Linked DNA regions of Homo sapiens: region 2 is linked to region 1. Evidence: chromatin contacts called from ENCODE Hi-C or POLR2A ChIA-PET data. All regions are on one chromosome and are shown on one strand. The core of a region is the stretch at or near the end of the contact, and the rest is flanking DNA. Distances in the headings are between cores, read along the strand shown.

Region 1 (3,179 bases), core at 486-2,985:
GTCATCTTATTATGTATTGTTTTACATTTCTGTTATCAGTGAAGTTACTTTTAACATCTTTTAAGTTTCTTTTATGTTTATCTCTGAGTATTATATTTTTGCTCTTTGCCTATTTATCTTTTGAGCTCTTGGGTCTTAGAAGTTTTTAAGAACTTTTTATATATTAAATAAATTAACCCTTTGTGATATGTTTCAAATATTTTTTTCTCAACTTGTTTGCATTTTGACTTTGCTTATAATGTTGTTCTGTTGTTTTTGGTTTAAAAAATTTTTTTTGAAAAGTTTTTAAAATTTATATATGTATTATATGTATTATATAATATATATTATATATAATATATAATATATAATATATATTATATATTATATAATATATATTATATATTATATATAATATATATTGTATATGTATTATATAACATATATTATATATATTATATAACATATATTATATATTATATATAACATATATTATATAATATATATATATTATATATAATATATATATATTATATATAATATATATATTATATGCTCTAGGGACCTGCATATATATATATTTTTTTTTTTTTTTTTTTGAGACAGGGTCTTGCTGTGTTGCCCAGGCTGGAGTGCAGTGGCGTGATTATGGCTCACAACAGCCTTGAACTCCCAGGCTCAGGCGATCCTCCCACCTCAGCCTGTTGAGTAGCTGGGACTACAGGGTGCACCACCACACTTGGCTGTTTCCCGCCCCCCCCCCCCCCCCCCCATAAAGATGAGGTCTCGCTAAGTTGCCCAGGTTGGTCTTGAACTCTTGAGCTCAAGTGATGCATCCACCTCAGCCTCTCAAAGTGTTGGGATTACAGGCGTGAGCCACTGTGCTTGGCTCTTTATTTTTCAAATATGAAAATTCAAGAAGACTTCAGTAGATGTCTTCTTAATTTTTGATTAAATCAGATACAGTGGAAAGTCAGGGCTTTGCAGTTTGTTGCTGCTTGGTAAAAGACAAATAGCCATGAATATCCAGCAGGTCAGTAGTTTCTGTCAACATGGCTCTTTTCTAAGTAACAGTTGTGTTGTTGACAGTCATAGATGCTATACCTTTCACTCATTTCCCAGCAAGTCATTTTATTGCCACCATGACTGTTTGCAGTTTAAATGTGTAAAACTTTGCATGCTTTTATTTGATGTGATTGTCAGCATCTTTGAACTTGGGACACTTAAACTTTTTTCTTTCAAGGACTGTGGACAAGCCCAGCTTTTATGTCTCACTCTGGATACTTGAGCAGAGATGCATATGGCAGTCCTTACTGAGAGGAAGGAAAGATGGGTGTAATATTGGAAGGCATGAACCTAGGCAGGTCCCTAGAGCATACTTATCTTCTCTACTTATTGTGAGCCTCCTTAACTGTGAGATCTATAACTGTGCTTCTCATGTGCTTGGCCAGTGGATGGTGTTATTCTTTCTAGTTTTCTATTTACCTTTCTGGAGTCCGAGATCAAAAAAGGATACAAATAAAGCCTGCATTTTGAAAATACCTATTTTTAACTTATTAAGTGGAAACTTTGAGAAGAGTCATTATTACAGAATAATTAGTAAAAAATCACCTTCATTTAGATTCTGCTTTTGGTTATGTAGGTCACGCAGCCTAAGGCAGTGGGAGGGTCTAGGTGTCACCAGTATGGCAGTCAGACGCAGTGACTGTGCTGCCTGTGATTTCCTGTCTGTACCCTGACTGTAATTAAACCAGCACCAGTACCTGTCACTAGGGCACCAGACACACATCTGAGTATACATGAGTAGAGCTGAACAACCTGAATGTTGGTGCTTTTTATTCCATGCCTGGAGGTTTAGTTTTTTTTGTTTTTTAAGTACAAGATGGAGACTGAAAGTGAGAGTAGCACTTTAGGGGATGACAGTGTCTTCTGGTTGGAGTCTGAAGTTATAATCCAGGTGACTGACTGTGAAGAGGAAGAAAGGGAAGAGAAGTTCAGGTGATTATGGAATTCACAGTTCCTTTGTCCTGTCCACTCCCTACCCCCACCCGCACCCCTTTTTCTTCTCTGCATTTCGGTCTTTTTTCCAATAAGACTTTCTGTTTTCTGGGGGAAGGTTTGGAGCTCAAGGGAGCAGGTTTTGAGTTGTATATAGCACTCCTCATTCCACAACTTGCCCTGAACTTGTAAAATGCATTTTAAAGGACTTGTTAGAACGCCAGGAGGAGAAGGTGTTAGACAGGTTTTGTAGTAGCCTTTCAGGAATTTCAAGTAGACACTCATAATGAACTACTACCCCTTCCTGTATCTGATTTGTATCAAATAGATTTGATCTGAATTTGTATCTAATAGATTTTTCTTCCTCTTTTTCTTGGAATGTGGTGTGTGTGTGTGTGTGTGTGTGTGTGTGCGTGCCTGCCTGCCTGCCTGCTTTGTTTGCCTTATGCATGGGTATGAAAAATTCCGATTAAGTACAGATTGGTTATTTTGTGGCTTTGATCTTTACCCTTGTCTCTGATCTTGTATCTCATGCCCCCTTTCCCCCAAATCTCTCTTGGTTTTTGAATCTCTGGTAGTATTAGTAACTTCATAATTGAAGTTTTTAGAGGATGCCTCCTGATGAAGCAGCTCTCAGTTTAGTGTCTGTGGTGAAGAAAGATGTCTTAACCAGTTTGTGAAAACAGAACCAATGTTTCATTCATTCTGTTGTACTGTTGCAAATTTTAGGGGGCTTTATTCTGGCTTTTCTTTTTCTTTCAGAGTTAGCGATGTAATACCTTTGAGTATCACAAAAATCTCTTGATGAAGTTTGAAGTTTGTTGCTGCATATTATCACTGCCACTCACATGTGCAATTAAACATCTTTTATAAGTTTACCTATGAGAACTTGGATAGGTGAATATACTGTTTTCATCAGATACTGTCTTTGTGTTTAATGCTGAAAAAGAGTTTCTCCTTTTCTCGAGTCAAAGGATTTCTTTATCCACAAATTTTATTTTTTAAAGTCTAGGTTAAATGATGGAAGGGATTGAATATTGGGAACTCTTGATAACCCTCACTAAATTTTTTACTCTGGGGTTCAAATAAATGAGAAGTATATTTAAAATTTTAAAAGAATAATTTTCAGAGTATAAAAATGAATTATTAGCATATGATTATTTTTTGTCTGAACTTTTGTCTCATTTTCCCATAATTTTATC
Region 2 (2,959 bases), core at 212-2,711, 120 kb before region 1:
TAATAGCTACTTTTTAGTAAGTATCTAAAATGTGGGCAGGGCTTCAGTGGTTTTTTTTTTTTTTTTTTGAGACAGGGTCTCGCTCTGTCACCCAGGCTGGAGTGCAGTGGCGTGATCTCGGCTCACTGCAAGCTCCACCTCCCGGGTTCACGCCCTTCTCCTGCTTCAGCCTCCCGAGTAGCTGGGACTACAGGTGCCTGTCACCCACCTGGCTAATTTTTTTTGTATTTTTAGTAGAGACGGGGTTTCGCCGTGTTAGCCAGGATGGTCTCGATCTCCTGACCTCATGATCTGCCCGCCTCAGCCTCCCAAAGTGCTGGGATTACAGGCGTGAGCCACTGTGCCCAGCCTCAATGTTTCTTCAATGTAGTCCTCAGAGCCCTATAAAATAAGGTTAGTATTGCTTGTATTTTACAGAGGAAGAAACTGAAGCTCGTTAAGCTTAGGTGACTTGTTAACAGCCATGCAGACACTAAGCAGTGGAACTCCACTGCATCACACCAACTCCTGGATCTCCAAGTCACAGTCACTATCTTCAGGAAGCTGAGATGAGACATGGGATAACCACGCCTTATAGACAGATGCAAATGCCCAGCAAGAAGTTCCTAAGTCCTATCCTTCCTCCCCACTCCCATCGCCACAAGCGTCTGGGATTGAAGCTCCCCGTCTTGCTGTGGGTGGAACAGAATAATCAGACTTTCAGAAAAACTTACAGAAAAACTGAAGTGAGACCCCCACCCTCCAAACGTGGCCTCAGGCCTGGAGGTTTAAAGACAGACTCAGGTTTTATTCTGTTACTGCCACCTTCTTAACCCCTGCCCTCAGCTGCTCATGCCCCAGCCTTTCTCTGCCCTTACTCTTCCTTTATCTCCAAGTCTACGTGATTGAAAAATAATCATCCCTGGAAAGGAAAGAAAGGGGTCTCAATGAGACAAGAGAGGGAGGAGGTGAAGGGTGGCTGAGTAAGTGGGGAGGTGGAGGCCCCAGGGGGGAGCTCAGAGGCCTCATTCCCCCGGAAGCCCACCCTAGGCAGAGGGGCCATGGCTCAGGCTGTGCAGGGCAAACAGCAGCATGGCTTCCAGAACCTGTGCTGGGGATTTGCACTGGCAGGTGCCTTCTCCAGGGTCAGGAAATTCTGCAGCTCCAGGGCAAAGGGGATGGAAGCTGGGAAGAGCCTGTGAGTTGAATGCTGGTCCGACCTCTCCCCACTCTCTTCCCCTCAACACAGGAGCCAGAAGCCCAGTGTTGTGGCCCAAATTGCTTTGAAGTCCTGCCCTTTGTCCTCTTCTTCCTGAACAGATCCGTCTTCCTGGGGCAGGACATGCATTCCTCACACCATCCTTTTTGAAGGGGGTGAGGTAAACCTGGCCGAGCCGGTTAGTGCTGGGGTGGAGCCCAGCGACGGCCCTGATCCGGAGCCTCTGTTACCTGGGGCAGCAGAAGCGAATGAGAGGACAGCTGTAAATCATGTCTGGCCTGCTGATGACATTCTCCTCTCTCAGCTAAAGGACTGAGGATGGTCCAGCCCCTTGAGTGACTCTGGGCAGGGCTGCGAGAGGGAGCCCCCTAGCCAGTGCTTGGGGAGGAGGAATTCAGATCCTGGGAAAAACAGCAAGCAGCAGCAGGTGTGGAGTAAGCTGGGAGTGACCCATCTGGGACAACTGCCTAGAATAAACACTATTGTCTGCCACAGGCTTTTCTCTGCCAGCCTGGGCCTGCTGAGCTGACCGTGTTTGAAGGGCCAGTCGTGGGCTAAGCTAGGCAAGCTGAGATCAGTCCTGCAGGAACCTGAGGTCATCACAGGATGTGAAGACAGAGGGCAGGAGCTTGTGGGACCAGGAATGAGCGAGGAGATGGAAAGGAAGTCTCAAGGGAGTGAAGACCCAGGAGGAAGGCTGGAACAAGGCTGGGCAACATTCGTTCTTACCAAAGGCTAACTTCCTGGTGTCATCTTGGATGGTCCAGTTTAAAAGAACAAGACCTGACCAGATACTGCAGAGCCTCTCTCCAGACATCGGGGCTGGCTTCAGTCACACCCACTCTCTTCCACTGTCTTAGCCCCTGGGATGCACACGTTCATGCAGCCACCCCTGCTCCATCTGTCCCTGTGACCCTCTGATTTTCACCCACCTCCTGGTGCTATTCTTCTCTATCACAGGAAACTTGCATCCTTCTATTATTATCTTCACTGTTCAGAAACCCAACAAAATTTTAACCACATGAAAATCCACATTATACCCTCATTCTACCCAAAGTGATGTAATTCACCTTGTCCTTCGGAGATGGGGGGAGACTTACAACCTCATTCTCTCGTCTACCTTTAGACACTGAGCTTTAGGAAACTGTTACCTGGAGGAAAGGCCCATTGTGGAGGGTACCGTGGTGACCCAAAAACAGCCCTGGAGGAAACATGCCATCCAGAGCAGGCTAGGACCCACTGATGGGTGTCCTGGGAAAATGGCCCCACTCCACTCCCCACCCTGGGACCTCTGTGAGGTATTTTAATTCAGGAATGATTAGCACAGATCTCTAGCAAAGCTCTTTCTTGACCACAGCCAGAGTTAGGTAAGAATGCAGCCACAGGGAAGAAGGGAGCAGCAGGCAGAGTCTCTGGCAGCCACCAAATTGAAGCTCTTACTTCTTCTCCTCCAATCGTCTCTCGTGGAACCTAGGCCATCTATTTTCATTTGGGAACAAAGAAAGCAAAAGAAAGGAGGGGGAGGGAGAGGGGAAGGGGGAAGGGGAAGGGAAACGAAGGGGAGGGGGTGGGGGAGGGGGAAGGGGAAGGGGAAGAGGAAGGGGAAAGAGAGGGGGAGGGGAAGGAAAGGAAGGCAGGGAGGGGAGGGGAAGGGGAGGGAAAGGACCGGAAGGAAATTGGGGAAGAATAAAAAGGTGCAAGACAGTGGTCATGGAGCGCCCCCTAACTATAACGTGTCCACATTTTCTCAAGTTGCTGCTT

The links. A loop is a pair of places that touch in the nucleus more often than their neighbours do. ChIA-PET counts read pairs that join two places held with the same protein, here RNA polymerase II (POLR2A). Pooled maps may share reads with other maps.
Region 2: a loop to region 1 is called in a map of PC-9, with 2.0 times the contacts of the local background. The contact joins the enhancer-like site here to the promoter of ARHGAP32 in region 1. A Hi-C loop is called at or near these places in 1 of 168 maps with a recorded cell type or tissue (PC-9) and 1 of 50 pooled maps. POLR2A ChIA-PET finds 5 or more read pairs at or near these places in 3 of 52 experiments (WTC11 and activated CD4-positive, alpha-beta T cell).

The regions. Positions count from the first base shown.
Region 1 is chr11:129,190,881-129,194,059 of GRCh38, reverse strand. ARHGAP32 (Rho GTPase activating protein 32) reads left to right here and starts at 1,735. Exons shown (of 23, transcript NM_001378024.1): 1 at 1,735-1,977. The coding sequence starts at 1,862.
Region 2 is chr11:129,314,578-129,317,536 of GRCh38, reverse strand. The region is part of intron 2 of LOC105369572 (a long non-coding RNA gene); the gene reads left to right. Among named protein-coding and RNA genes, the nearest start is that of BARX2, 60 kb to the left of the region's middle. RefSeq lists a silencer at 1,449-1,743 and an enhancer at 1,352-1,857. Within about 2 kb of position 1,461, at least 9 of the 41 ENCODE cell types and tissues checked have a DNase peak (open chromatin) inside an H3K27ac peak, as active enhancers do; they include PC-9, where a contact is called at or near this core.